6 separate regions of the Mus musculus genome follow, and regions 1, 2, 4, 5 and 6 are each linked to region 3. A link is a loop called in an ENCODE intact Hi-C map of the cell type or tissue named here. Cell type or tissue: left cerebral cortex. All regions are shown on one strand. Region 1 holds the start of Gm33487 (a long non-coding RNA gene). Region 2 overlaps Rtn1 (reticulon 1). Region 3 overlaps Ccdc175 (coiled-coil domain containing 175). Region 4 overlaps Rtn1 (reticulon 1). Region 5 overlaps Rtn1 (reticulon 1). Region 6 overlaps Rtn1 (reticulon 1).

What was found. Hi-C counts contacts between places; a loop is a spot of excess contacts. Peaks named below come from ENCODE experiments on the same cell type or tissue, not always from the same donor. Only the 100,000 strongest peaks of a DNase experiment are listed, where the experiment ranks them.
Region 1: it touches region 3 in a loop (5-fold over the local background); 28 of 42 quality-filtered maps call a loop at or near these places.
Region 2: it touches region 3 in a loop (3-fold over the local background); 3 of 42 quality-filtered maps call a loop at or near these places.
Region 4: it touches region 3 in a loop (2.8-fold over the local background); 10 of 42 quality-filtered maps call a loop at or near these places.
Region 5: a loop joins it to region 3, with 2.4 times the contacts of the local background. A loop is called at or near these places in 5 of 42 quality-filtered maps.
Region 6: a loop joins it to region 3, with 2.7 times the contacts of the local background. A loop is called at or near these places in 21 of 42 quality-filtered maps.

The regions. Positions count from the first base shown.
Region 1 is chr12:72,429,754-72,434,753 of GRCm38, reverse strand. It overlaps Gm33487 (a long non-coding RNA gene), which reads left to right and starts at 2,436. Exons shown (of 3, transcript XR_381676.2): 1 at 2,436-5,000. It also overlaps a transcript of Lrrc9 not described here. In left cerebral cortex, a CTCF peak has its summit at 2,335 (motif pointing right); DNase peaks (open chromatin) are centred at 1,010 and 2,347.
Region 2 is chr12:72,283,168-72,288,167 of GRCm38, reverse strand. The region is part of intron 3 of Rtn1 (reticulon 1); the gene reads left to right. Gm52013 (a long non-coding RNA gene) reads right to left here. Exons shown (of 3, transcript XR_003950281.1): 3 at 4,743-5,000. Among named protein-coding and RNA genes, the nearest start is that of Gm52013, 26 kb to the right of the region's middle. In left cerebral cortex, a CTCF peak has its summit at 2,617; DNase peaks (open chromatin) are centred at 1,050, 2,561 and 3,431; H3K4me3 peaks cover 922 bases; H3K27ac peaks cover 1,561 bases.
Region 3 is chr12:72,101,728-72,106,727 of GRCm38, reverse strand. It overlaps Ccdc175 (coiled-coil domain containing 175), which reads left to right. Exons shown (of 21, transcript NM_028687.1): 18 at 31-74; 19 at 741-924; 20 at 4,672-4,800. Among named protein-coding and RNA genes, the nearest start is that of Jkamp, 18 kb to the right of the region's middle. In left cerebral cortex, a CTCF peak has its summit at 2,019; a DNase peak (open chromatin) is centred at 1,992.
Region 4 is chr12:72,224,809-72,229,808 of GRCm38, reverse strand. The region is part of intron 3 of Rtn1 (reticulon 1); the gene reads left to right. Among named protein-coding and RNA genes, the nearest start is that of Gm52013, 33 kb to the left of the region's middle. In left cerebral cortex, no CTCF peak of the experiment used is centred here; DNase peaks (open chromatin) are centred at 50, 2,126 and 2,584; H3K27ac peaks cover 1,130 bases.
Region 5 is chr12:72,211,258-72,216,257 of GRCm38, reverse strand. It overlaps Rtn1 (reticulon 1), which reads left to right. Exons shown (of 9, transcript NM_153457.7): 9 at 3,681-4,509. The coding sequence ends at 3,723. Among named protein-coding and RNA genes, the nearest start is that of Ccdc175, 29 kb to the right of the region's middle. In left cerebral cortex, no CTCF peak of the experiment used is centred here; a DNase peak (open chromatin) is centred at 2,523; H3K27ac peaks cover 814 bases.
Region 6 is chr12:72,231,198-72,236,197 of GRCm38, reverse strand. The region is part of intron 3 of Rtn1 (reticulon 1); the gene reads left to right. Among named protein-coding and RNA genes, the nearest start is that of Gm52013, 26 kb to the left of the region's middle. In left cerebral cortex, no CTCF peak of the experiment used is centred here; DNase peaks (open chromatin) are centred at 402, 1,045 and 1,891; H3K4me3 peaks cover 3,937 bases; H3K27ac peaks cover 3,390 bases.

The DNA.
Region 1 (5,000 bases), 330 kb before region 3:
CAGGGCAAGGATTAACTGAACTCCACTGGCCATCCTTTCCGAGCAGTAATCTCATTTATGAGTGTTCTTTCCTCATGATCTAACCTCCCCAAAGCCCTTCCTCTTAATTGCCATGGAGTTAGAATTCCAGCATAAGAACTCGGGGAGACACAAACATTCTGGCCATTACATCCCACCCCTAGTTCTCTCCATGGTTTCATTTTCACGAATGGACCTCCATACCGACAGTCCCAAACTCAAGCATCACCTCAGAGCCAAGGTCAAGGGTCTTCATATCATGGAAAACAAACATAAGCGAATCTCAAGGCAAATTCCTGGTTGGCTGTAGATCTGTAAAATAAGTCAAGCAATTTGATTCTCAAATAAAACAATGGGGACAGGCACAGGAAAACCTTCTTTCCATTCTGAGAGGGAGGCATAGGAAAGAAGAATAATTCATAAGCACCATTTGTACCCAAGACTAAACAAGGAAAACATTAAACTTTCAGGTACAAGATTAAATCTTTGGCTTATTGTCCTGTCTTCTAGACACACTGGAGCAAAAGTTAGGCCCCCAGAATTCTGGGTGGCCCAGCTTTGCTGGGTAATGACCCCACTGTAGCTTTCATAGAGTAGAGTGTATATGTGTATTTCTCTCAGGAAGGAGTTGCACACTGTGGCCCTGTCAGTCTTCAGTGTGTGGTCCTATGGCTGCCTCTTCCTTCACATATCTTCTGCATTGCTTTGTTCAGGCTCCATGCATTTTCAGAGGCACATACTCTACAGATCATGTGGGCTAATCCCCCGCCCCCCCCCCCCCCCGGTCAACAAATACCAAACTGTATTCTCCATGCAGATGCAGGTGTAGTCTCCATACATCCTTGACAAGAAAAAGTGACATTCTTCCTGATGTTCTGGTGGCCGGGGACAGTAAAGGATGATGGCAAAGAGAGAAGAGAAAAGGACTTGTACGGGATAGCATTTGTTTAGAGAAAGAGTTGGCAAAAGATGGCGTTGGTCCAAGTCCAGCTTGCTCCATGGTTTTGTAGAGTGGGTTTTCATTGGAACACAGCCACATCCGTTTCCTTACCCATTACAATGGCAGCGTTCAGGAGTTACACCACAGAAACACTACTGCAGTATTTGCAGGAGCTTTGGCAACGTTTTATATCAGATCTCAGCAGCACAGAATGTGGAACAATGGTGATTTTATGGTTTTAACCAAGACTAACGATTTCAAAGACTTGAATTCAGAGTCGTTCCCAGAGTACTTGATCTGTCTGCTGAAGAACACTTGCTATCCTGCCTTTGTTGTCTTTGAGTCAGAGCACACATCAGTGAACCACACAGTTCTCTTCCCTCTTGGAACTGCTCTTCTGTTGAGGGGAATGACTTCCTTTCCAAATATTTGTTTTCTGCAACTGATTCTCTTTTACCAGCTTCTAGACTCAGGCTGAGCAGATAGTCGACAGTCTAGGGACAGCACCATGCTCATTGTGCTAGAGAGGATGGTTGATTTGGTTGACAATGTGGCTGGATCTGAAAGGAACCAAAACACTTCTATGAGGGCTAGTTGTGATCTCATTTTTTTGAAGAGGGGAGAGCCATCATCCTAAATGTGTGCAGCCCCTCCTGGTGGCAGATAGATAAAAGGAAGAAGGAAGCTTTTGCGTTTTGCCTGTTCATCTTCAATTTTTCTGGCAAGTTTAAGTTTATCTTGTTGCCAGTGTGTGTGTATGTGTGTGTCTCCCTGTACCTGTGCCTGTGCCTGTGCCTGTGCCTCTGCCTCTGTCTCTGTCTCTGTCTCTGTCTGCTTGTACGTTTCTTTAGGGAACCCTGACTAAGACACTGGTTGAGGAAAGGAAGATGGAATTGCATGAGTCCATCGGGGAGAGCATAAACAGGGGCAAATGTTTCCTGAAAAGCATTGTTCTCTATATTGAGCTGAATAGTGTCTCCCCCCAAAATTCAGAATGGAACCTCAGAATGTTATTTTATATGGAAAACTTTTTTTAAAAGGCAAATTCTTCCTATATAAACATGGCTTAGTAAATTCAGACATCATGTAGATGAAGCTGGCCTTGGACTTGGGCAATCCTTCTGACTCTGGCTTCCCAAATTCTAGGCATACATCACCATGGAAATAAGATGATTAAACATGAACCAGTTGGAAACAATACAATATTACATTAGTATGGGTCCTGTCTGAATCGAATGACTGGTGTCTAGAAAAAAAAGGCCTTGGGCAGCAGGCAGAAGGAAGAAAGGTCAAAAATCAGGGATTGGAGGGGACAGTCACAAGTCAAGGGTGACCAGATGGCCATTTACCTGCAGAAGGCAGGGAAAAGACTGAAGTCACCAAGAGCCACCAGAGGGAGCATGATACTGCTAACACTTGACTTGGGACTTCTGGATTCCAGAAGTGGGGGTGGGGTGGGGTGGGGGAGATACATTTCTGCTGTTAGTAGCAAGCCTAGAGATTTACTGCAGGGACTGTTGGGAAGCCCGTATCCCGTAGAGCTTTTAATTAATTAATTTATCGAGCAAGAAAGGCTATCTTGGGGAAACATAACGTAGGGACAACATCTTTGAGCAAAAGAAATGGAGGCTCTTCCTTCTGGGAATAATCATGGTGTGTGGGAAACAGTTCAAGTGAGTTCCCTCTGCCAGTGTCCTTGTATGGGGTCCAGACTGGGCTATGTCCCTGTCCAAAGTAAATAGGTAAATGGGAGGAGGTTGTCAGGAGCTGTTTTGCTGCCTCTCTAAAGTGGGGGAGAGAGACAGACAGAGACAGAGACAGACAGAGAGAGACAGAGACAAAGAGACAGACAGACAGAGACAGAGACAAAGAGACAGACACAGAGACAGAGACACAAGTGTCAAGGCAGGTTGACAGATTTCCTGACTGCTGAGCCATGGAGTGATAAGAGGAGGTTCGTGTGAGGCTCAAGGTGAGGGGCTGAAGATTCTGTTGACCTTGGTGGAAGGAACAGAGGCATTTGGGAGAGCAAATTATTTCTGTTAGCTTCTGGCTTTGTTTCCCACGATACTATAAAGTATATAAGGCCTAAGAAAAACCTGAGACTGCCACAGTATTGACAGGAATTTGGTCTCTGCTTCTTCTTTTCTGTCTTTCCTGTAATCATCCTCACTTCCCCCTCAGAAGACTGTTCGACCTTGCACCAGAGGTAACTACTGCTAAACTTGACTAGGTTTTGGATCGCTATGGAAACACACTTCTGGGCATATCTATGAACCAGTGTCCAAAAAGATTTCATGGGAAGGGAAGACCACCTGGAATATGGGAAATCCTTTTTTTTTTTTTTTTTTTTTTTGGGACTGGGGAGTCCCAGACCAAGTTAGATGAGGACAGCTTTCTGTTTGACTGTGGATCTAATTTGACCAGCCAGCTTTCCCTAATCAGGGCTTCTTTTCTAAGTTTGTTTGTCGGGTATGTTTCATGGCAATGAGAAAAGTAACTAGTTAAGGGCCCATCTGGGTTTCTACCAACCTAAGATCTTGCATGGGAGAGGCTTGGAGTGGTTATAGCGAGGCCAGAGGTAGGCCCAGAAATGGCAAGGCTTACCACACTAGACTCTCCTGATGGGGTTTAGGAGAGACAGAGAGTGTGGAGTTCCAGAAGACCAGCATCCAGGGCAACAAAGCAGACCACTGCTGGGCTCTGATGAGGGCTCCGATCATGTCTTTCAGAGTTTCTCTTTCCACAAACACCATATTTTCATTAAGACTTTGTAGATAACATATGTGCTTTGGTATGTGTGCTATTCTTTTATGAAACAGGCAAAGGGGATTTGAACTGTCTTCTACATTAGTCTAGATTGATTTTACCTAACTCTCCGTGTCTGCCAATCAAATGGCTCCTATTACATCACAGTTGTGGACAAGTAGAAGACTAACCATAACCAGAAACCATGCCTAACAGGGACGTGTTGGGCTCAGGTGCTACCCTTTTCTTCTTAGTCAGCAATAGCTCCATCTCAGAAGTACAGCACAGTAATTGTCAAAACAGCCCTAGGGACTGAGTGGCACCTCCAGGCCCTTTATTTTATTTCTTAACTGGACAGACTTTCATTCCTGGTGGGAGGCATGCATGACAGCCTCACTCTGATCCCTGAGTGTTCTCTGGCCACTGTGTTCACTGCCACTCCTACTTTCTTTCTCAGCTGATTAAGCCACCTGTCTGTGCTCTCGCCACCAGTGACTCAACTAGGGGCTCATCATGCTTATCAGCAGCCTTTAAACTCGTGGTTCTCAACCTTCTTAAGCCCTTCCATACAGTTCCTTGTGTTATGGTGGCCCCCAACCATAAAATTATTTTCGCTGCTACTTCATAACTGTAATTTTGCTACTGTTATGAACCATAATGTAAATCTATTTCAATCTGCTCTCAGGTCTCTAGAAGTCTCACGTTTGGAAAGCAGTAAGTGTACATGGTACAATGGCAGCAACTGTGTACAGGGTACAATGACAGCAAGTGTGTACAGGGTACAATGGTAGCAAGTGTGTGCATGAGACAATGACAGTTTTCTTTATGACAGAGACCTGTTTACAAATGAAAGTTAGTTCAATTAAAAACAATACCTGTATAGGAGTTATTTAAGAGAAATTACTAATATCTTTCCCATATCCAGCTCTTTCAAAGGGATTAACCATTAAGTGTGGCTCCCACTCTGTCCCAGTGCTGCAGGCTCTCGCTTGAGTCCAGAGCAGAAGGAAGAAGGGAAGGTGAGAGACATGAGATCGCTGTGCCTGAGATTGCATGTGCTTAGCTTTGGGGCGTCCCTTCCCTGGTACGTTCTTTCCTTCAGCTCTAGTGGTTATATAATTTGTCTGCAGCCCTTGTTTCGAATGACTCTGTGTTCCAGATTGTCATTAAGAACCTTCCAGCTAGGCGGGACATTTAATGAAATAAAAGCCCATCCTTGCAGTCTTTCAAAACAGTGGTGCTTGATTTTATCATGGGTTTTCTTTCCATTCCCTTTCCCTTTTAGCTTAACTAA
Region 2 (5,000 bases), 180 kb before region 3:
AGGTGATTATAGAGATTTGACAAATGATATAGATGTTCTAGAGTAAGACAGATTTGGGTGTGAATCCCCATCTATCACTTACTGGCCCAAAACTTCCAAAGCCTTATCTATGATAAAGATAAAGATATTTTGTCCTCTCTGCAATTGTAATGAGATTATGAACTGAGTGATGCTTTTGAAGTAGTCAGGCTGATAGAACTGGAACATCACAAATTGCAGCAATTACACTCCCATTTTTTAATTGGGCTGTGTTTTCTGTACTACCTCAAATGCTACATGCTCAGGTTGCAGGTTGTTTAAGGACCCAGGAGAATGTGAGACTGCAAGGGGGCTGTCCTTGGTGGATGAGCCTTCTGGCCAGGTGTTCCTGAGGCTGGCTTGATGCTCTGCCTATGTAATTCTGCCTTGGTAGCCACGCCCCACACCTGCCAGTCAGCAGCCTGCCCTTTGATAACCTCATCATTCATATTCCCTCAAACAATGAGAGGTATGAATTAGCCACTTTGTCAGGATCTGGTGAAGCCCACCTGGCACAGCTGCCTTCTTGGGCTTAACCTTTAGCCTGAGCCCTAATCTCTGTTTTTATCAGCTGTAGCCAGACAGCTAAAAGGCAGTAGAAACTTTAGAGACAGGACTTTAATGACTTGTTTGAATCCAGTGTGACATATACCAGGTTGCTGCCCTCCGCACATCACCCTCAGATCAGGCAGCTTCCCACATAAAGGTTTGTCTGCATTGTTTTTCAGGACTGCTACCTTCTGGTAAACGGGTATTTCCGAGACATTTGAATAACAGTGAGGCAGGATTTAATGTTTTCACAATAACAAATATGGGGTGACTCCTTTAGACTAGATAAGCAACGGTTTGAGAGTTTGTCACATAAAATGTTACTCCATTCATAAAAAAATGTCTGCATAAAAACCCCTTTCAGTTATCTTAAATGGAAAACAAGCTTGCCTATGCACTCTTTGGATGGTGCAATGTAGCAAATAGGAAATAGGCTTCACATAGAACTTCTTGTCTCAGCGGTGGGAAGGAGGCGTGCTACTGGAAGGACTTGACTGTTTGCTGTTTCTTCTTTACCCACGTCACACCTTTTTAAAGCCCATGGGCAGGATTTGAGACGCATTGACAAGGAACTTCTGCCCATTAACAATATATATTTTGGTAGCAGGTAAAGACTGACTCTTCAAATACCTGACTCTAACTAATGATTTGGAATGAGTCTCCATAATCTATACATTGAGATATTTAAAAATGATCTCTAAGCAAAATTTCAACTCACAGATTAGAATAACAGGATGAGTTTTCATTTATAACTTGGCAGAATTTAGCACTAGGATCCTGTCATGTTGGTTGTATTGGTTTTGGGGGAAGTATTTTAAAAATAAAGTTGCTATCATGGAAATGTTTCAATGTGCATATCCAAAACCAGAAACATTTTTCTTGCATAACCTCAGAACTATTGATACTTTAAATAAATATGTCATATTTCTCTAATACTCTTCCAATTCCCCCCTTTCAGTTGATCTATTTTAATTAGCATGTGAGCAAAGGTGTCTTAAATGATGACAGAAATCAGGGCAACGCTCTGTGTGCTAGTTGGTTATTAGGTAGGGCTCCTTTGTCTATGACAAACATTTTTTACCAGGAAAGTTTTTACACATAGAGAATCATTATGAGATTCTTCACTGTTCACATGGTTGTATGACTCTCTTATTAGCTCTGCTCTTGACTTTTTGGTGACCAAGATTTCATAGTCTTTATACTTCTGATTTAATGAGAAAATCAGAGACTATTCCGTGACTCCTCTTCTCTGGGAGGAAGCCTTGAAGAACCCAGGCAAAGTGGATGGCCAATATGCTGTGACATTGCGCTGCTTATAAATCTCGAGAGTATCTTCTCCTCTGACTGGATAGCCACTGCACTTTGTAAGTGTTATTGAGTCTGACTTTCAGCTGACAAGACTTTCTGGGGCATCCCCCAGAGAGCCGGATGCTGCAGGGTTACCAGCAGAGTCACCACCGTGGGTTAGTGAGAAACTAACAAACACCCGATCTAAAACTGGAGCGTTTGGAACAGTGTGTTTACACCTTACGCAATGCCGGTTGTATTTCAACATTTTCCAAAAATATCACACAAAGGTATTTAGAAAGAAGAAAAACAAATCTGGTTTGTAAAGTGTTTGTCTGAGGACTGCCACTGTTGCCATGGGATTCACAGAAGCAGATTTTCACGGCTTCATCAGACCGAGCCTGTTTTTTGAACAGGTTCCGGGGAGAGTGGGCTCCTGCTGCCCTGTTCTGGGTGTTTTCGTTAGACTTAACTCAGCCTTAGGAATATCAACATTTCCTTTGTACAAAAAGTACATTGGGTGATAATGCCTAGGTTTGCTTTTAGCAGACAGCTTTAGCGATACCAGATTTATTTTCCTATCTGCTGCTTGTTTCTAAATAGACATCATGTAACCAGCTTCACACGGCTCGTCTTGGAGCATAGGCAAATGTTAGCTTAATATTTGAGTGCCATCTGCTGTAAGTTCCATGGCATTCAAGCCCATCTGGCTTCCGTGCGGCAAGTCCCCTTTCTTTTTAACATCTCAGTAGAACGCAGCCCAAGCCTCGCACACTGATGGGGCCGACTCTTCCACTGATCACCGCATGGGGCTGCTGTCCAAGGATCATGTTCTCTTGGCTCTCCATGCACCTTTCCCGGAGACTTGTGCTTCAGCTTCGGGAAGCACGTGCAAGCGTGTGATGTAACTAAGCAGTCAGTGTGTTCCTAAGTCCCTTTGCTTTATCTGAAATAGCAGTCTGACTCTCAGTGGGTGAACATTTGCCACCTCAGTAAAGTTACTGAATAAACGATTATTAAGAACAGAGTATATGCTGGGCTTTTTAGAAGACATTGGAATGGAGGGAGTGGAGAACAGGAAGACTGTCTGCTGCCCTGACATCCCATCCATGAAGGAGATTAATGTATCCACACAAATGAACCCAGATAACTCAGAGCAAGGTGGTGATAGGCAGTGTGAAGTTAAGTCCAGTCCAGAGGTATAGGCAGTCTGGTTCATTTCTCTTGACCTACTTTTACTAGCTTTGAAGTCAAGTTGATCTGAACACTGAACATCATGAGAAGACTAATATTTCTATCAGTAGTTGTGGTAGGAGGTTCTAGAGTCAAGCAATCAGAATTGTAAGCAGGTCATGTAGGCTCATCTTTATTTACGTTATTAGACGTGTCTATACCCACACTCTCATGGATTCCTGAATCAAGTACATAGGAATTCCTGGGTAGGAGCTGAGGAGCCTAAGGTGACTAAGACCCAGTCCTTGAAACCAGACATTGGTAGAGACATGCAGCTAAAAATGATGTCACAAAACATTCCAGGCACACTGAAGGCCACACTTACCCCGGCCTCTCTGTGTTGCTGACTTACACTGCAACAGCTGAGCCGTATCTGTATTCATATCTTTCTGTACTTATTTATCCACAGCTTCCAAAATCTGGGGGCCGGGGGATTATTAGTGGAATATTGATCCCGTTCTTCTTCCCGTTCCCCTTTACTTCAAAGGAAGAGATTAGGTTGTCCAAAAGTAATAACAGTATTTGTTTGGTTTACTGGGGGTGGGGTGGCAAATACAGAAATAATTGTTGCTTCAATTGCCCGAGTACCAGTTTCAGATGCTGAAATGATGACACACTACTGCGGGGGGTGGGGTGCAAATGTGTTTTCTACCTGGCTTCTCCCTGTTATGTGGTACATTTGGAGTTACTGCATAGCTTGAGAAACTCAACAGACCTTTGTATAACTGAAATTAAACATTTAACCTCCATAGAGGCCATCAGGGATCAGGTACAAAGTGGGGCAGAGAGGAGGGATGGAGGAAGCTGCACATTCGTATTGGATTGTTCATACTCCCCAGCCTGAAGCCAGGAGCCTGCAGTAACCTGTGTGAAAGCAAAAGTAAAATTGAGTTTGGGGACTAGGGAAAAGCATTGCATGTCCTCTTATTGTATGCTCTTAGGAGTGTTTTTTTAACACAGTAACTCCAGATACCAAGGAGATTTAGGCCACTCCTATTCTTTTGACTACAGAGAGTGTTTTCTTTCAGTCTTATATTACTCAATAGAACCAGAAAACTATTTGTTTGGCCAATAAAAGCTGCACAAACTTCATCTCACTGAACATTCATAATAAGGGCCTGGTTTTCTGATTAGCCATTTCTTTCTACCCCCAGCCCAGTGTGCATGGTTGGCATCAAATACTGTGCTTTTTTGGAGGCACAACTTTCCAGAGAGGCAGACTCTCCTACCGACCATGGTGTTGCTGGTCCCCAACTACAAGGCCAGCATGATGTCTCTCTGGCTGCCCCACTGGCGTGCCCTTGAGTCCTCTTGCCTCTCTGTGGCTGGCAGTTAGATTGTACCGCCAACATCCATCACATCTCTACTGTCTGCACAGGCAACACTGAATTAAAACTAAGAAGCCAGCTTTCCGTCCACTGCATAACCAGTCTGTGAGGTGGGGATGTGTGCTGGTGTTCAGGATCTAGTAACTCAGGGCTTCTAAAGCCTCAAGAGCACAGGCCTTTTGGTGTTGGCAAGTTTCAAACTCTGAGCATTTCTGTTTCCCCTTCCCCTGGTGATGGACCCTGTATACTCATTCATTTCATCCTCCCAAAGACAGAAAGAGCAATCTGCCCACATCAAAATCATTAAACATCGCATGGCATTTGCAGTTTTTTTTTTCAATCTTTCAGTAGATCTTTGAATCTGACAGAGGTCTGGCTGTTCTTGGGGGCAGTGATTCTAAAGTGAAGATTCATGTTCAGAGGTTCTTATCATAGCGTAGTCCCTTTCTCATGGTGTGCCTTTAGGCACCAAAACGCCATCCTGAGTTGACATACTTCAGTTAGCAAGAACAGTTAGCCAGAAGCATAGCCACAGAAGCTGAAGAGCAGGGTCAGTCCACCTAGAGACTTCCCCGGACCTACGGG
Region 3 (5,000 bases):
TTTATTAACTATTGCATTTGCATATTTCAGCACACTATTCAGATCTGCTGTCAGGATTTCAGATCATAATTAAGGTGAGGGCTCTTTCTGCATTGTTTTGCATATCATGTCTCAAAAAGAATTCATCTACTATTTAAAAGTGTGTGTGTGTGTGTGAGTATGTGTGTGTGTGTGTGTGTGTGTGTGAGTGTGTGTGTGTGTGTGTGTGTGTGTGGTGTTCACCTGTGCGTGTAACTGGTATGTATTCGTGTACATATGGACAGAATTGTTAAAATGCAGAAGGATGGTAGGGTGGTGGTCCCGTCATAGCCGTTGTGCCAAACTTAACCATGAGATCTTAATCCTTTCAGAAACTATCTTCTTGCAGTATCTCTCAGTGTGATGGGTGGGCAGTCCCCTCTCCACCCTTCTTCCCTGCTTCTTCATCTTCCCTCTCTTTCCTTTCCTCCTTTGTCTTTGCAAGCTCACATAGAACACATCTGGTTTTCAGACTGTGCTGTGAACTCTAGGCTCACTCTATTTTACCAGCTGTTCTGCCTCTCCATCCCTCCTCCCTGTAGGTAGGAGAGGAGTCAGGTAGCTGGCTCTGAATCCTGCCTCTTCTTAGTCTCTAAAAGTTACTTTGTGTAACTAATGACAACTTTTCATACATAGCATCACCTCTGGAAACAATCCACTCAGAATGATATTCATTTCGTTGTAATTTGTATCCGCACACCCCCAAATGCTGTCCCTTTAAGGAACTGGTGGGCACCGGAGAAGACACTATGCAAGAAATTAAGTCTCTGGTGGCGAAGCTGCAGTACAGGGATGAGAAAATTGAGTCCATCAGCACCTGGCTCGTGGGGGGATTCGAAAGGCTGCGTCGTCTTATGGAAGAGGACTCACCGGCCAGCCTTAGTAAAGAGGATCTCCAGAAGCTCGGTAAGATAGCACTTCAGCCGCCTTCTAGTAGCTAGTGACATCAAAATAAGGGGGTCCTCGGGAACCGGTCATCAGAGGAAGGAAAAGGGCAGTGCTCTGTGGTGCTGGGCCTCCCACCAAACACCCTTCTCACTTTGGGTCGAGTTTGTCCGAACAGCTCATCACTTCTTCCTTTCACTTGAGAAGATTTTCAAGAGAACTAAATTTTGCTCATGATTACAAAAAAGAAACTAGCGACTTTGTTTTTGAGATAGGAATCTTACTGTGGAGTCTAGTGTGGTGGGAACTCAGAATCTTCCTGCCCAGACTCCCTGAGTGCTGGGTATATAGGCCACCACACCCGATTCACAGACATTCTCTGTTGAAAAACAAAAACATGTAGTGCACATACATACATACATGCAGGCAAACACTCACACACATAAAGTAAAACCAAAATAAACCATTTAAACTAAACAAAGACAAAGTGAGCTATTCTATTTAGAGCCAATAAAATGTTACCATCAACAAGCACTTACTAACCTCCTGTCCTGAATCAAGCTCTAAGATACCACAGGGAATGAGACACTCCCTGCTCAAATGGGATTCACAGTCCAGTCCAGAGTTTGGCGGCTCCTCCCCTGACCAGGGCCAGATAGTGGTTTTGGCGCTGCCATCACTAAAGTCTCTGTAGCAGGAGTCAGGAGTTGGGGCCTCTGAGGAGCCGGAAGCTGAGCTGAGCTCTGGAGGCAGACCCCCGGCTTGCCATAGCTCTCTGCCCTTCTCAGCTCCCGGGGCACGCGACAGAATGTGGGTGGACTCAGAAGCCAGGCCCGGATTGTCCTCCTGCTGTTCACGCCTTTCTCACTTTTCCTGATTGTAGAGTTAGAAAGACAACAAACGGCGGTTATAAAATATCAAACCCATATTGACTGTTCATTGGGTGTCTGGAATCTCCCCCTGTCCCAGAGAAGCGAGTACCACTTGACCCTTGAATTATTATTATTATTCCACCACCTTACAGCCAAGGAGTCTCTGACTTGTGAATTGCTTGCAATTCTCTAGAAGCCCTGGACTGCTTCCAGTTCTGCAGCTCTCTGCTGCTCTCTGTTGGACATAGTATATCAGTACAATCTTTCAGTTCCTGCCCTTTCACACCCATTACGCTAGCTTCATTACTGTACTGCGAATCCCTGGGCAAGAGAAGAGATGGTTAGACCTAATGGGCCTCTTCTCCTGGAGATAAAGGAGCAGAAAGCACACAGAGCTGTCAGAGACAGGTGCAGATGGGAGCTGCCCAAGAGCCCCAAGTACAACTGGAAAGAGGAATGAGGTTATCAGAATGCTAGATTGCCAGAACTCACCTGAAAACTGTCAATTAACTTTGTACCTTTTCTGTCTTGTAAGCAGAAATGCACGTATACGTAAACCAAACAGTAGCAGTACTGATTACTTTTAAATTATTAAAAGTGTTTTGGGTCAAAGGGATGGCTCAGTGGGTAAAGGTCCTTAGCCATGGAGCCTGACAGACACCTGTGCCCAATACCTGAGACCTATATACACCCTACAAGTTGTCCTCTGAGCTCTGTATGCACTGTGACACATGTGCTATACTCACTGCCCCCCCATGCATGTACGTGGACACACATACTCACATACACACACACTCACACTCTCATACACACACACATACTCACACACACGCACATACACACACACACAAGGCGATGACAACTTTTAAAAGAACTTTGTTTCATAATTTCTTCCTTAATTTCAAGTCAGAGTGAAAATGAATTTAAATATACTTTCTTATATTTATTTGTATTTTTAAATCACCATTCACAGTAACAGGTTCCTGTGTGCCGTTTCCACACATAACTAGTTCTGGCTGAACCTCAATACTCAGGTGCTCCTCTCTCCCCGTCTCCGTGACCCGCCCCCCCCCCCCATGCCTTGTCCACTGCTCACCCTGTCCGTATGGGGTGCAATCATTTCCTCCTTCACATCCCATGTGGTTTTTCTCCCAGTTCCCTCCTGTGCGGCCTCTCTCTCCGCCTTCTACGGGCCCCTTTCTAGTTTCCTGCCACCTCTCCATCCCCTCTCCCACATGGAATGCACATTTAGAAAAGCTGAAAGCTTGGGATCTGCACAGAAGAGGTCTCGTCACACTTGATTTCCCAAGCCAGTGGCCCCACCTACTATTTCCACTTTCACTCATTTTCCTACAAATCTTATCACTTCCTTTTTCTCTTTATGGCAGAATAAGGTTCAACTGTATCCATGTCCCACAATCCATCATCTATCCACAGATAAAGGTTGAGGCTGAGTCCCTCCCTTGCTCTTGGGACTAGAGCAGCGATACGTGCAGATGTGTGCCCATCTCTGTGCTAGGACATGGAACGGGATAGCTGAGTCATATGGCAGTTCTGTTTTTAAACACACAGATTATCCATTTGCATTTAAGAACTATCTGTTCAGTTAAAATTCCAACTCCCTTGAGCATTCAGTTACATGCAGGTGTTTTGTATTGATCAAATAACACATTCCTTGCAGAAAGACCTTTGTAGATCATAACATGCTTTGAGAAACCAATTCTTAGCATGGTCAAAGTGGCCTTTTCATTTTATGATGGAAAAGTGACTCAATACTATTACGCCCATTTTTTTGATCATTTAATTCTGAAAAAATAACTACTTTCAATTTTATAGTTACAGTAAAATTAACATTACAGAGAGTAAAGTGAAATCATTTGTTGAATAATTCAAAGGGTATCGTGAAAACCCCACTGTGCGAGCCCTGCCCCAGGAGGCTGAGGCAGTCTGGATCCAGAGGCTCAAGGTCACCCAGGGTAGGTCATAACAGCCGTAACAAGACTGTCTTGGGAAAGCCACGCCTAACCAAACCAAACCAAACCCAAAATGCCCCTTGGGAAAACTAAGCTCTAGATAAGGGAGACTTGTAGGCCGGTGGTTCTCAACCTTCCACATCTAGGTTAGAAGGAAAAAAAAAAAAAAGAATCCACCTTGAGGCTGCATGCTAGACCAGCTTATCATGAGTATCGGGGTGAGCTCAGGCACATTTTGTTTTTGTTTTTTTTTAATTTCTACATGGCTCCAGTGAGCAGCAAAGTCCTTTAAATTCATAGTTTTGGATAAATTAAACTCATCTAGAAGTCCACATTAAGAGAGTATTTTTGCCTTTCAAATTATTCAGGTCTGAATAGCAAAGTACTCTAGCCTTAAGTTGCAATGTGTCATGAAGACCTCAAACATGATGGACGCTGAACTAGGATGAGAGCTGTTTTACAAATTTTATTATTTATTATTTATTTATTTATTTATTTATTTATGGCCCCAGATGTCCTGAAGCGTGTTCTGTAGACCAAGGCTGGCATTTGATTTTCCAAGCCTGTAGCCCCACCTGCCTCTGCCTCCTGTTTTGCATATTTTTAATAAACACATTTTATCAAACGTTACTAACATGAATAATTAGCGTGGCTATATTAATAACTTTGTTCCCATGAAGTAATTGAGTATCCCTAACAATCTCTGCCTCTGCAGAATTGTAACCTTTTTATCTTATGACTTCTCTTATACAGACTTTTTTTTGCTAGGAGAGGACATAGGAAGGTAACTGTCAAAACAGTTTCAAATGCAGTAGGCTCAGAGGTGGCACATCAGACATGTCACCTCTCACATGTGGATTCTTGGAGCAACTCAGCATTTTAATATTCAGTAATAACCACAAAACCCAATTTTTTTCTTATAGGAAAGAAGCAAAAGAATCAAGAAATACTTCGTTTTTCCCCATCCTCTCATGCTAGGAGACTCACATTAAGCAGGATCTGCAAAATGTTAAAGAAACAATCAAGAAGCCGGAAGAAGAAGCACAGGCCACGTGAGTGCTCTTAAGTTTGTTTTGTAGCATCAGTAGAAGTCTTCAGAGTTGCCATGAGCAGACTCGGGGACTAACTTTTCAAATCACAAATGGATACACATGGCCAGATTTTTGGGCTAAGGGTCTTTGTTTCCATGGCTAGAACATGAGTCTCTCAAAGCCTTCAGATACGAACATGGCCACTTACCCATCCAAAACCA
Region 4 (5,000 bases), 120 kb before region 3:
TTCACGGTGTGTAGGAAATGCCGAGTTTCCCACACCTTCCCTTTGAAATCATCCACAGGGTTACTGAAACATCTAGAAATAGTGTTGGCATTTTTTTCTTGACAGCTAGCTTGGCTGTGTTTAGGTGGTATGAAGAAAGGGTACCAGGAGTTCTGCCAGCAGATGCCCAGCTGGGCTCGGGGCTCCTGGACTAATGCTTTGAAGTCTCACTGTGTGGGAGACTCTGTCTTCGTAAGTGGAATTCACCATTTGTTCCACTAAAAAGCATCACCTCTGAACGTCTGAGTTTAAGGTGTTAAGAGCTCAGCCACCCTCTATTACAATTCTCTTGTTTAATGTGCAATGGGGGACTAAGGGGAGCAAGTTACTTTAGTGTCTTTGTGCCAGCACTCAGTGATATATTGCTGGCCTCGGGAACATCAGTCAGACACCGACTTTCCCGTCATTTCTTTGGACACTGGCTGGGGACCCTGGGCTTGTAGAGCCTTCTGTCAGTTCTCATGAGGTTGATGGTACCCATCAATATCAGATTATTTGTTAGCGATTCTCTGTTTGCAATACTGATATTTCTACAACAATTACTTTTAACATTTTCCTATTTGGCCTTATATAAAATAGCATTAACTTGTGATTCAATGGCACCTATGATCTTTTCTGGACTAGGGTGGTAGCTGGACATAATAGTGTATGCATTGGGAGGCAGAGGTAGAAGGAGAAGGTATCCAAGACCAGCCTTGCCTACATAGTGAGTTCGAGGTCAGCCTTGGCTACAGATAAAGAAAAAGAGAAATGGATCAATGGCGCAGTCGATTGTTTAATTTATTGCCATTTTATATTTACTTACGCCACATTCTGCTTTATAAATAAAATATGGACAGTTGCACTACTGTCTTCTTTGCTTATACATTTTTAATAAACTTTCTGAATACCACAGCCACTATTGGGGTCATATAACTGTATGCATCTAAAAGATTTCCAAACTGAAAGTATTTAGATCACAGTAAAGGACTTCCTCTCAAGAAAGTTGACAGAGTTTAATTTTCCATAATTCTAAACATGGAACACTACTCTCATTGTGTTTTCTGGTTTGGTTTGGTTTGGTTTGGTTTGGTTTGGTTTGGTTTGGTTTGGTTTGGTTTTTGTGAGATTCTGGAAGGTATTGGCACACTGGTTTGATTCTGAGAGTCTTCAGATCTCTTATTTCATCTTTGACAGCATTGGTTCTAAGTCCACGACGGCTGTGCACTCATACCTGTGGTGTGAGGCATAAGATGCGATCACCAAGCCCTTTATCAAACTGAAAATAGAACCTACTGAGGCCTTACAGATCCGGTTTGTTGCCTCCTGGCTTTCAGCAAAGTAGCTGTAATTATTGGAATTGTCAAAGTGACGCAGCCATGTACCTGTCCTTGTGAGCATGCTCCGTGAATGTGTGCTCCACTGTTTAGCTTCCCCATCGACTTTCTGCACGAGAATATCAAAAGAGGGAAACTATCTCCACTTTGCTGTCTCCAAGGCACTTGAGGTCACTGCGGTTGTAGGATTACTAGGGAATTTAATCAAGGGTTGACTAATGTGGACCCACTGTGGGCATGGACCCACTGTGGGCATATTACACTTTGCTTTTCATGACACCGTAGCATGGTCTTGGTAACTTGTAAAGAGAAGCTTGTGTGGGCATACAATTCAGCAGGTCCACAGTTGATCAAGCTCCTGACCTAGCAATGGCCTGCTTGCTGGCAGAGCCCTGAGGTGCTACAGGGTGTCAGGTGACAAAAGACAGGGAACATACTGATACATATGTGTCCTGGACTCCTGTCTCATAAAGCCACCAGGGCTCAGTCCACGCAGGCTCCCCGCTGAGGACTTAGTTAGTTTAGTCCTAATCCCTTCTCTATGCCTCCACTTCTAAATCCCTTAGTTGGATTAAGTTTTTCACCCTCTTAAACTTCACAACAGGGATTCAGTTCTAAAGTGAATTTCGGGGGAAGAGGGGATACGCTATATTAAAACCATAGCAGATACCGTAAAGCTTGCTAAGAGATTCACACCATTCCCATCAAAATTCGAATCTGCAAAGTTGACATTTGGAATGCAGAGAACAGACATTCTCTTCTGAGAGCACAGCTTCGTAGCCTCCCACCCATCCCACGCCATCCTTGGAACGGGGAACCATTGGCCTGCACTGTGGCCATTGCCGTTCTCCCTGTCCACGCCTCCAGCTGTAAACCCTGGTCCCAGGTATTGCCATGTTCAGTTCTGACCCCTCAAATTTAAGTCTCCTTGATGTATGCTGTGTGACAGACAGTTGACAAGCCTCAGGTCAGCCCTAAAGCTACTGACCATAGAACCCCAGATGGAACTCTGCTGCCTGCATCAACCGAGCCCTTGCCTTTAATCAAAGGCCCTCGACCCTTTGTTGATCCTTTTATTCATCCCTTTTGGAACCCTTGTTGTATAGCAGGACCATCCAACAGAAATATCACGTCAGTCACATGTGATATTTAAATCTTCTGCTGCTTTTCCGAAAGTCTCGCGTCCCTTTCCTCTTTTCTTGGGAAGAACGGTGATGACTGATTCATCCTGTCTTCCCCGAGTCCTTGCTCAACCACCTGTCTTTTCTTTTCAGAAATCTTCACCCATCCGTTTTCTCTCCAGTCCCAGATTTTTCTCCACCAGAAGGCTGAGCAGAGCACACAGTTACCGCTGCTTGGAAGGCCATGCTCTCTGGTCCTCTGGATTTCCATTTCTCTAGGCCCCGTACTGCTCTGCCCCACCTCTAGCTTCCAGCACAGTCCCCTACACAGTACCGCATGACCCTTCTAGCCACCAGACCCAGAGGCTCCTTCCCAGTCCTCACTTGCCTTGATGGATCCGCACTGTTTCCCATGGAATGCCCAGAAGCTTCTGTCTTCACAGACACTGAAATCTACACTGCTGTGTCTACCTCTTCTAGCCCCCAGGACTCTTGTTGTAGCCCTACTTCTGCCATATTGCTTCATCCCGTTGGGTTCGTTAGCCTCCTATTTCCCAGAGATTCCCACTTCCAGGCCTTCAATTGTTTTGTTCTGTTCTGGATGCACTCATGTGCCAATAGTCTATTCTGTTCATCAAACTAATCCTGCATAATGTTCCCTTTATGCACCCCCCCAAGCACGTGCCCCAAGTTTACCAAGCACTCCCACTTCTTCCTCCATCCACTCCAGGACTAACAACCTCGGACTCGTAGCTCCTCCTGCAATACAGACAGACTGACCTTGTGTTAGGGTTTGTTCAGTGGACTGTCCGGTCTTCCCAGCTAGACCTTCACATCCTTAAAAATACAGAAAGAACATTTTGTAATTGCTTGATTCCTATGCTTATTAGAAAGCCAGTGATCAAGAAATATGATAAGGACTTGATTTTACTAAAAGAAAAAAAAGACAACCAGTTTAAATAGCTACTTTATTACATAGTGAGAAAACATGTTAACTTTTAGCTTCTTCAGTGTGCTACTTGTCTAATGGAGCTTATTGTAAGGCTTAAATGAAATAAGACATGAGAGTGCTGTGAATATTTTAGTATCTACGTGGATAATATTGACACAAAGCACTCCAAGCCCACAGCTCATCCTTTACAAGACTTCTGGTGATTGCCTAAGTAGAAACTTCTTGTAATCTTAGATTGATCACCAAACACGTGAACTCATTTAACCTCTCTGCCTACAGATCCCTCCAAGCCTGCCCCAGACTGGGTGCCAACTGTTCTCAGCTCTTTTGAACAGGTAGCCAGAGATGTAGAAGGCTATTTTAGGGGGAAACCTATATTAACAGGTCTTTAGCGACTTGTTCAGTGGGGATTCGAGTTGAAATGGCAAATGCTATCTCTTTCCAGCCTGAAAGCTCCTTGCAGGGCTTCCCACGCCTCTTTGCTAGTCACAGGGTTGTGTGAACCACCATCCCCAGGCCTTTCCCTGTCCTCCAGGAGAACTCGGGCTTCCTTACAAGGCATCTGTATCACCCGCCCATGATACTATGCTGCCTGCCCTTAAAGAAATTACATCCATTCCTTTGTAGCTGTAAGATCTCCATTTTCATCCTTCAGGTATTCTCATGGCTCTGTCTCCCAGCACAAAGCCTGGTGTTTGGTTCTCCCTCAGTGAGGCATTAGCTTAATGAAGAGAGCTGTTGGAGGCTCCTCACACTCTCAGGCCTTCAGCCTGGCTGGTTTAGACTCCACCAAGGCCTCCTTGGCCTTATTGCCTCCAGGCCTGCCAAGAGGAGCCCAGCCATGTGGAGATCTTGCCTTTTCCCTCCTCTGTCACCTGTCCTCAGGGCTGCAGGACTTCACAGAGCATTTCTTCCCAGAGGTCTTCTGCACCTAGAAACATTGCACGTTGGCACTCTTCCGAAGGGAAATTTCTTTAGTTGGATCGTGCAAGCTCTGTGTGTGCCTGTGTTCCCTTCCACATTGTTAAGGAAAGCAAATCTTAAAAAAAAATAAAAAAAAAAAAAAAGGAAAGCAAATCTTTCCATGCAGTCTTTGGTTTTGGCATCCTGGCATTTTTTTTTAAAAAAATGAACACAATGGTGATATATAGATTTTTGAGGCGGAAAAAAAAACCAATGGTCCAAATAAATTAATTTCTAGTTGGTCCAAATAAATTAATTTCTAGTTATCAGTGTGACAAGTGACTGGGTAGAAAGAGGCTTTAGCACAGCAAGAACTTCTGGCATAGACTTGGGGCCCTGATCCTATTTTTAAAAGGGAAATAAAAAAAATGTTATCTCCTCCCCAGACATGCTTTTGAGCTTCTCCTCTCTCTGCTTCTTATATCAGAGAAGTGTCCTAAGAGGCAGGGACTCACACTTTGTCAAACCGATAGGTGTCTGCTGGCAACTTTGTGTTGGAGCCATTGAGGGACCACAGTGATGGTGCAAGCCAGTTGATAGGGAAGGATTTTCTCTCCAGTGTCGCTTTGCCGGGGGCCCTTGAGACCGGAGAAAGGAGCCTTTCGCCCT
Region 5 (5,000 bases), 110 kb before region 3:
GCTGTTTTTAACCCTTCTGCCTCTAACGGTCCCTGCTTTACAGAGCTGCCTGTAAGATACTTAGAGATGCAAGTGTTAGGTTTCCATGCCCACAGCTAACATGGTCACTTAGCCCAGTGATTTCCACAGCTCTCTCCTTCATGTTTTAAGGCTTGTTGCTGCCTGCCATGACAGATGTGTTTCATTGTTAAGATCGTTTAACCTAAATGTTGGGTTGTCCTTCAGACAGACTCACTTCTCGAAAGGATCAGACTCCATCAACATTAACTCCATTTAGTAATCAGATAATTATGTAGCAGAGCCCAGGTGGCGGTCAGAATTAGGCGCCTCAGTCAACGACGTATGATAACAAAACTGTAGGAAGAGCCGTTATTTCTGCGTCCTTCTGCCCTGATAGCCCAGGCCTGCAGCTGCCATCCTCTCTCCATGCACAGAACATTTTGACTTTCCCTGAGCCCCGACCCAACACACACACACACACACACACACACACACACACAGAGAGAGAGAGAGAGAGAGAGAGAGAGGGAGAGAGAGAGAGAGAGAGAACTCTGTGGGGTTCCATTCTCAGTTTGGAGATGTGGCAATTCTCAGCTCATTTTATAATGCCCCAAAACATCCTCTCAGACCCCTGTGTCTCCAACGTAATGAAGATAAGTAGATGAAGAATGAAACAGTCGTTGTTCAATGTACAGAAATGGCAGAATGGCATAGAACAGAAAGTGCTGGTACTAAAGTCAAGAGTCAATTCAAAGGCAAAAGACTGGAGAGATCCAAAACAAGCTTATAGCATTAGAATTTCTAGAGTTGATGACCTATAATTTACATTTCAATGAAGCCCCCAGGTAACTCTTGGGAAACTAGAACTATGTTTAAAAATTATAGCTCCAGAAAACCTGAATGGGAATTTGGCAGCTGGAACTAGAAGTTTTGGGCTGAAATTATACAATATTCAGTTAGATAATCTTGAAGAAATCTTATGAGTGAGGGTGGGGGTAGGGTGAGGGCTGGACACTTAGTTCTAGAGACTATTACCTGTGTTGCTATGGTGAAGGGAGAAGGCATGAAGAAGATGGTTGAGTCCAACGCAACAGGAGTCCTCAGCCTGTTGGTATAAATTATAAAGGAATATCCATGAGGTGATGTGGATGCTACAAGAGAGCTGTATGTAATTCTAGAGTTGGAGCACTGAGGAAGCAGCAGCTCTGAGAGTGGATCCTGGAAAGCCCGTAGGTAGGGCGCCATTTGGCACAGGCCCTGAAGCAGGGATAAGCATTCATGTAGAGGGTAATAGGGAGAAAGACACTGCAAGAGGAGAAAATGACCTAAGCACATAGAAAGGCACAAAAATTATCCTGTTCAGGAAGTGCGCTAGCCACTGTCCTGCAGCCCAAATGGGAGGCAAGAATACAGATGGCAAGGCTGATGCCAGGAGACGAGCACTCACGGGATGGCCCCTGGTGTTTCCAACCAGGGAGCTGATGTCATTGTGATTGCACTGTGTGGAAATGGTTTAGTGACAGTCTCCTGAGAGATTTGGAGGGGAGAGTCTAAAAGCGTGCCTGTCAACTCAGAGGCTATCACAATGCAAAATAAATATACATATGCATCCATATATAGTCTAATTGTTAGATTATAGTTGAGAATCAAAGCTTTGAAAACAACATGTCACTCATGAGAACAGGGCTCCTATAATAGAAATTAAATCAGGTTGGCTGCATTTCCTGGTAGCCAAAGCAAAAAGAGAAACTGGGTAAGTTATAAAAAACCAGAGTTCATCAGTAGCCTGTGTTGCCCAGCACTAGAGTCTAAGAAAAATTTCTTAGGATCTTCCACCAACCTCAAATGTTGCCTCCAGATCAAGGGTTCCACACTTGTGTCTTCCCCCCTGCCCTCCTGTGCCAAGACTCATCTTTACTTCCCGATTATCAGATGGCTCTCCCTTGCATGCCCCATAGACATTTCAGACCCACATGGCCAAGTATCGTGCTGTTAGATCTCAGAGTCTGGTTGCCATCTGTCCTCGACATCTTGATAAATGCCTATTTATCATGCTACCCATTACTCTGGCTGCAAGGCAAGGGGTCTACCTCCAGCCCCTTCTCCAACTGAGATCTCAAGACCATTCACCTGGCTGTTTCGTGTCTACCACGTGGTCCTGCCCGTCACCATCTGACACCTTACTTCTGTAGCTTGTTCTCCGGCCAGGATCGCTTCTGCTCCCATCTCCCTCTTTGTTTTCCACACTGGGATCATCGTGATTCTTTAAAGAAAACGAATCAGGCTGCATCATCCCGTTCCCTGCTTTATCAATGGCTTCCTGTCACCCAGAATAGAATTTAAACCCTTTGCCATACTCCCTAAGTTCTAACACCGTTGGGCAGGAAGCTGGAGGCAGGAGCTTTTCAGACCTGCCCCTTCAACGTCTAAGCTCCTTCCAGGCCTCTGTACTCTGCCTTCTCCGCCTGAAGCCTCCAGATCTCTGTCGGCTGGCTCCTGCCTGTGTTTTAGGCATCTGTTTCTTAGCTCATTATTTCTAAAGTGGGCTCCACCCACTTCCCCACCACTCCCCCTCCCTTCCTATCCCGTTGCCTTGTATTGTTTTATAGCATTTGTCACCATCTGAACATCCTGTCCCCTTGTTTACTTCACTCTCTCCCATCCCTATGAGGAGGAAAACTCTGCAGAAGTCCCTGGTCTCTCTAAATTCTAGAACGTTGAAGGTTGCCTAGTGCATAGGGAGGTGACAATCCTAGTCTGCAAGCTGAACTATTAAGGCTCCAGATCAATAAACAAAAGCTCCTAGAATCCTAAAATGATAGCAGATACCCCAGGACAATGGCTGCAGTACAGAATGTTAGGAGCCTTGACAATATCTGGTCCCCCACATGTTCAAGATGATTTTCTAGAGAGGGATCTCAGTCAGGACATCTTTGGCTGCCCAGGAGTAAGAACCATGTTAAAATAAACCAGGCACTGTGGTGAGCACTTAGAATCCTGGTGCCAGCGTGGCAAAGCCAGGCCCATTCTTGGGATTCAACAGCCAACCCAGCCAACCCAGCACACCTCAGGCCAGCGACAGATCTGGTCTCAAAAGACAAGGTGGAAAGCAACTCAAGAACGTCACCAGAAATTGGCCTCTTGTCTCAGCACACACGCACACATCCCCACTCACATATATACCTGTGCACACAGACACAGACGCACACTCGCACAAGACCTTCTAAGCTGTGAGAGAGGTTCATTCGATGAATGAATAGCAGTATCTGGAACTAGGACCCAGGCTTAGTACCACTGCTGGATATTTTGTGATAGGAGGGGTATTAGGTGAAGAAATTCCTCTGCCAGGACACACCTCAGTTTAATTTTGACTCCTGGTATAGCCATTGCACCCTCTTTCAGAAGTGCCCAGGACTAAGTAGCCAGTGGTGACTATCACAATCTCTGTAGCTGTGAAAGAAGCCACTTTGGCCATCCCATCTACCAAAAAGCTGAGCTAGAGAATGCAGCTCTCTTGTCTGGGCCCCATTCAACGTTCTGTTCCTTCTCATTGCTTTATAAGTGTTTCTAGGATACTCCTGCTGTTTAACTACTCAAGTCAGTAAAGCCACATTATGACCACGCAAAGTGGTTTCATGGGTACCATTTGCAATGTAACCCTTTGACTTTTACCTTTGTAGGATCCAGGCTAAAATCCCCGGCGCCAAGAGGCACGCTGAGTAGATGGTCACCCCAGGAGAAGCCGGACATGAGTGGGGGTGTCTGGAGTGGTAACAGCTCTCTCCTTCCTCGTTACTGCAAATTGATTGTTTCCCTTTCCTGGTACCATAATCTTAGAGGCAAACTTTGAGACAGGTGTTTTGAGGCTCTTCCTGTACTCTTAGGATATATGAGCCGCCCCCTCCCCACCCCCGTGTCAAGCACTAAAGTATAGAGTGTGTTAGATGTGGTTTTTGATTTCGTGTTGCTAAAAAAAAAAAAAGAAAAGAAAAGAAAAAAAGTGCATGATGGTGAGAGCCCACGTTCTCCCTCCTCCCTCGATGTCCTCCCCTCTGCAACGCTTCTGTAGCTTCTACTGTCCCTGTGGCTAGGCCTTTCTTGCCAAGTGCGCTGACACATAGTGGATCGCTTATCATGTCCTTGGGTTGCTGGATGGATTCATCTCTAATAACACTATATAGAATTGTAGGCCAATGTTTTAGCATTTCCCCACACACAGAGAACATAAAAATTAATATAAAACAGTTGACCGTACATATGGTGATCCATTTTGTATAACTTAGAATGATCGAATTAAAGAATAAATCCAAAATGAACGCACAGTACTTTTCTCCTATGGGATGCCTGGGCTGATTTACATGTATGGTAACTAAAGGTGCCAGCATGTTGACTTTATTACAATTTGTATTACTTCCTCTGTAGTTCCTAATGGACTCAATCACAGACTCTGGATATTTGCACTTATGTACTTGATACTGAATGCATCAATAAATGTGACTAAATGTAGACATTTCTCTCTGTCTTTAATGATCTTACTGGAAAATGAAAAAAACAGAAAAGTCTTAAAGAGGAAGTCACTTGAGGAGGAGCCACAAGGACTGAGGTCAAGTGTTCAACGTGCTCCCATCTCCAGAACCGCAGGGTCCAGCCCCAGCCTGGGTTACAGCTTCATTGTGTTAATACTAGAAATCACCACAGAAAGGCTATTTCATATTGTACTCTGATGGATCAGCGTGGATATTTTGCAGTTTCTAAAAGTGGTATGAGTCCTTATGTAAACATTTATCATCTTATAAAATACTGGCATAAAACCATTGCAGGCATCACGAACTCTTCCCGTTGACAAGTACCCTTTGAGATCCTGCTGTGTACAGAACAGAATAAATAGGGCACTGGGTCAAAGTCCACAGAGTTCCTGTACCCACCATGCTAAATTTCCCTGTGATAGACCTCTTGTAAAAAAATTATTTGCACTTTTGAGGGAGTGGGGGTAGGGTTCC
Region 6 (5,000 bases), 130 kb before region 3:
AGTGCTTCCTTATTTTTTTTTCTGCATCCCAGTGCATTTATTTCTGCCCAAAGGTTGAGATCAGAGCCATTAACTGAGAGGGCATCCTTAGGAGAGAGGGACACACCCATTTCAGGCTTGTTATTTGTGATTACACAAAGGAAACTGGAAATGCAGACCAGCTCTCTAAATCCTGAGACTATGATGGCGTAGCCACTTATTAGGGTGGTTCGCTTTGAAATAGTCTTGTTATTGTGACTGTCATTGGAATAATCTAGATCATTTATTTATTAACAATGGCTTTCAGTGAAATAAATGGAGGGGAGAAACAAAGCCGTGGCGGCTGCCCTCGGGTCTAACAGATCTGTTTAGAAACGGTCCATATTAGCACTGGGTGTGGCCGCCCTCCAGCCTCGCTTGCTTTTCAGCCATTTTTATTCAGCCTCATATCCCACACATCCGGCTCTCCTTTGTTACATTAAGGTTTTATCCCTCACCTTGCTCACCTTGCATGAGGAGGAGGAGGAAGGGAGAATTTGCAAGAATGAATTGTATGAGGTAAAGTCCGGGGTTGGGCAGATCCAATGTCTTGATATTTAACAAATACGGTTCTGAAGAAGGCACATTGATGGAACCTGCAGGGGTTTGCAGCATCCTTGGGGACCAAGAGCACTACGTGGTGACTCTTTTTATCTTTTTCTTTTTTTCTTAGTTTCTCTCTTCTTCATCGTCATCATCTTCTAGCCAGAAAAAAAAAATGTTCTTTTCATCTTTAATGATTGTGAAGGACTTTTATTTTATTTTATTTTCTTAAGAAAAGATAAAAACAGAAATCTCAGAATTAAAAGCACGCTTGGCTTTGGCCCTTGTTTGTTGAACTGGATGTCAATGGCATAAAATACAGTAGTCTACTTTAAATCATGTGGGCCTATTAGAAACATGACTGTCAAAAGTAAATAGGTAGGCCATCAATTTAAATGCCAATAAATAAGAAATACGCAGCCACGGAGTGTAATTTCGGGAAACGATGACAGCTACATGGAATGGCACAGGCTGCACAGACGCGGGTGGCTGTAAAGTGCTTTGTATCTCCTCCTTCTGGGTGCGTGTGCCTAGACCCATCAGTTGGATGCACACACTCTACAACTGTGCCTTCATAAGAATGCCACGTTCAGATGGCTATGAAGACTGGTGATCGGGGTTTGTTTCTGAGTGTCTTCTATTTTGAACAGACACAGACTTGGAAAGATAGCAGCTTGTGTGTTTTATTTGTAGCATCACAGTGCTAAGGGTTTGGCATTGGCTTACTTTAAATTTTGAAATGAATTTTTTTAATAATCAGGAATTAGCATAAAACGCAATCACTTACCCTCTGAAGGCAATTGTGTTCCTTTCCAACCATGTAGCTACCTGTGGAGATTGATTCAGAGTTACCAAAGGGTCTTATTCCCAGTGACCTTTGATTGTCATTAGATTCATTGATTTCCTTTCCTCAAATAGAACAATGCCATTTACTTGAAAATTGGCCACTAGCTAACTAGAGAGTTCAGTGACACCAGATAGCCGTGGTGGCGAGAATGAATTACTCCTTTGTTGTCCTCCCCTGTGGGAACTTCCATCATAGACTAAAACTACAGTAGATTCTAAACACATCACCTTCACTCCAGTTCCCTATGTTTAAAGCAAATTGTTCTAATCCCCAGCTATACCTGAGAGTCACTTAGAATGCTTTAAGAAACACAAAGGATGCTGGGCCCCACCCCTAGAGCTTGTGATCTTGGATGAGTTTAATACGTATCTGGGGTTGAAGCCACTGGTGTCTATGAATTCTTAGTGTGCCCAACTTTTAGGCCAGCAAAACTCGGTGTACGGATGGCATAGGTGTGACCTAGGAGGCCAGTATGGGTAGAAGTCAGTAGACACTGCTGAAGATGCCCTCTGGAAGTGTACAGAAGCTTTGCCTGGGTAGGAAACACATGGATTTGAGGCTGCCTCTCTATCATTGCAGTTTTCATCTATAAATTACATCACTGAATTACTTCACTGAAATGTATTATAAAACTAGAGTGCATGGGTTTAGGGTGTATGTGTCTGTCTGTCTGTGTGTGCGCACGACATATATGATTGCAGTGAAAGACAGCAATGCGTGGCAGCTCACACCTATAATACCCGCAGTCAAGAGATAGAAGCATGAAGATAGTCCAAAGCTCACCTTGGACTGTAGAGCAGCACGGCATCACAAACAACAACAACACAAAACCAACGGTAACAGAAAGAGGCTAAGTCAGACATTGCCATACACACCTGTCATCCCAGCATTAGGTTATAGAACAGGGGTTCAAGGAAGCCAGGCTCACACAGAGAGGACAAGGCTAGCCCACGAGACCCTATCTCAAAACAAACAAACAGACAAACAAACAAACAACTCTAAAATTTACAGGATTTAGGTCCCCTGTCCTAACGGAGATAATCTTATAGTTTACAACGGTCTTAATATTTATGAGGCCCTTTTACTAATTTGGTCCGATCGTCTCAAACCCTGGGTGTGAGGGCTTGTTTTCACATTTCATCTCGGGGGTGATAGATGAGGCTTCTGTCAGGTGCACAGCTGGTGACAGCCGGAGCCCTGCTTCCTACTGTTCCGCCATCTGCCTCTGAGGTAGGCCGTGCTTTCCTCTGTGATTTATCGAAAGACAAGTTGTCTGAATGATGGTGAATAGCCCTCATATTCACAAGTTTCCATTTTGCCAAGTATCCTCTCAAATTTCCATTCAACTCCTGGATGGTGGGAGACTCTAAGAAGGTAAATCAAACATGCCCAGGATCTGTGAGAAGCGGTAAATTCATTAGTTAAAGGGGGCTCTCGGACCGGCATCCCCTCACCTCCCTCATGAATGCTGAGTGACAGGAGGTGAGATCCCACCCACCTCTCTGAGATATGTTCACATAGGCCCTTCTTCACAGACAGAACGACATCCAGCAGCCATGCAAGGCCCACACCCCACTTATATCATTGTCCCCATCCCCACCATCACAGACTGGCCGTCCTAAAGTCTTCTCAATATTAGCCACTTGTCAGTGACTGTGCTGCTGGTTCCTAAGCCTTCGTGACATTCCTCTCACTGTATTGGGCAGGGAATTCCAGGCTTAAGACTGAGAGGACCGGTAATTTGCCTTATATTAATATTTAACCACACAACTTAAATCCAAATGGTCCCGTGCCACAGAGATGAAGATTCATGAGCAACCCCCACCCGTGGGAATCTGTCTATACTCTGAAGACCCCTGCCCACCTCCCCTTTCTACCATGTTCAAAAAACTGTAATGGGCAGCATCTGTAGTGCTGTGGTGTCTTGGCGATCTGTTATGTGCTTAGGTGCTAAAGCTCAACTCCTTTGTGTGTGTTGTCTCCGCCAGCACGCAACCTTTCAATGATGTTATCTAGCTATCTTTCAAAATGGCGTATACTCTGTGGTGGCCTACAGTGCTCTATGGAAATGCTTTAGGATTGTCTAATCTAAATGTTACTAGCTGAAACATTTACTAAAGACCCAAGCATCCCATGATACTGGTAAATACACATATTTTAGCCACAGAGACTGAAAGAAGTAGTCAATTTCAGCATCTGAAGGCTGGAGAGATGGCCCAGTCGATAAGATACTTGTTGCAGAAGCATGAAATTAGCAAGAAAGATCTCCAGAATCTATGTTAAGAAGCTCCGTGTCAGCTTGTAACCCTAGCATTGGGGAGGTAAAGACAGTGGGTCCCCAGAGATTCCTGGCCAGCCAGACTAACCTACTCAGTGAACCTCAGTTCCCAGTGAAAAACCTTGTCTCAAAAAATGAGATGGATGGCTCCTAGGGCACGAGGCCAGAGACTGTTCTCCAGCCCCCACACCAGTACACACATGCATGCTCACCTGTGCACACATATAAATAGGAGACAGTCTCACCTTTTATTAAAGACAGCTTTTTATTTAGACTCATCATTAGAATATGCCAAATATTACAGCATAGCATTATACAACAAACTCCTCCCTGGTGCAGATTCTAATGAGATCCCATGGGAACCTGCTCGGTTGGGGCACTGGGACTTTCCCAAGTGACAGAAGACTCTAGGTACACAGAATATCTTAAATGTGTATTGTTCAGGCAGTGGGATCCACTGAAAACAGGGTGTTCTCTTTTTATAGCATCTTCATTGCTGTCGAGAGGACCTTTGGAAGGGCAGAGTTTAAGATGGAAATGTTTTTTTTTTTCTGCTTCTCTGACAGAGATTCGGGTACACTATGCATTTTTTTATTTTTGTCAAAAGATTTCAATAAAAGCCACAAATCACCCCAGTTTCTACCACCCAGAGTTAATCAATGTGGATACTGGCTATATATTGTCTAATATATTTGTCTATCTGCCTCTGCAAATACTTGCAGGTATGTACATCATAAAAATGAAGCTAAAGTCTAGGCATGCAGGGGAAAGGGGGCTTTTTATAAATTGAAATATGGAGGTCTCAAAAATATTTTCCTTCCGCCCCACCCCTGAGATAGGGTTTCTCTGTGTAGCCCTGGCTGTCCTGGAACTTGCTTTTCAGACCAAGATGGCCTCCAACTCACGTAAATTGACCTGTCCTTAGTGCTGGGATCAAAGGTGTGTGCTGCCACGCCCAGCTCAAGAGCAATTTAAAATGATTTGACATGAGAAACTAACATGGGGCTAAAAGAATTATGAACTTTAGATCTCTTTACAGCATGAGCTATTCCTAAAATTATAAATAATATTATGATAAATATTAAAAACTTAGAATCTTTGAAATTGTGTTTCAGTTTAAGCTTCATAGATGAACTTTCTACAATACCCATTTTAAAAATAAACATTTTAAATGGATAAGATTGTTTGAAAAAAAATGCTGCTCTATATCTTTGTTTTCATGTCTATTCTGTTTCTCAGGTTTTCATGAGTTATTGCTTACTCCATTAAAAAAAAATCAGCCCTGCTCAATGCCTGAGGCACGAGGAGTGTGAA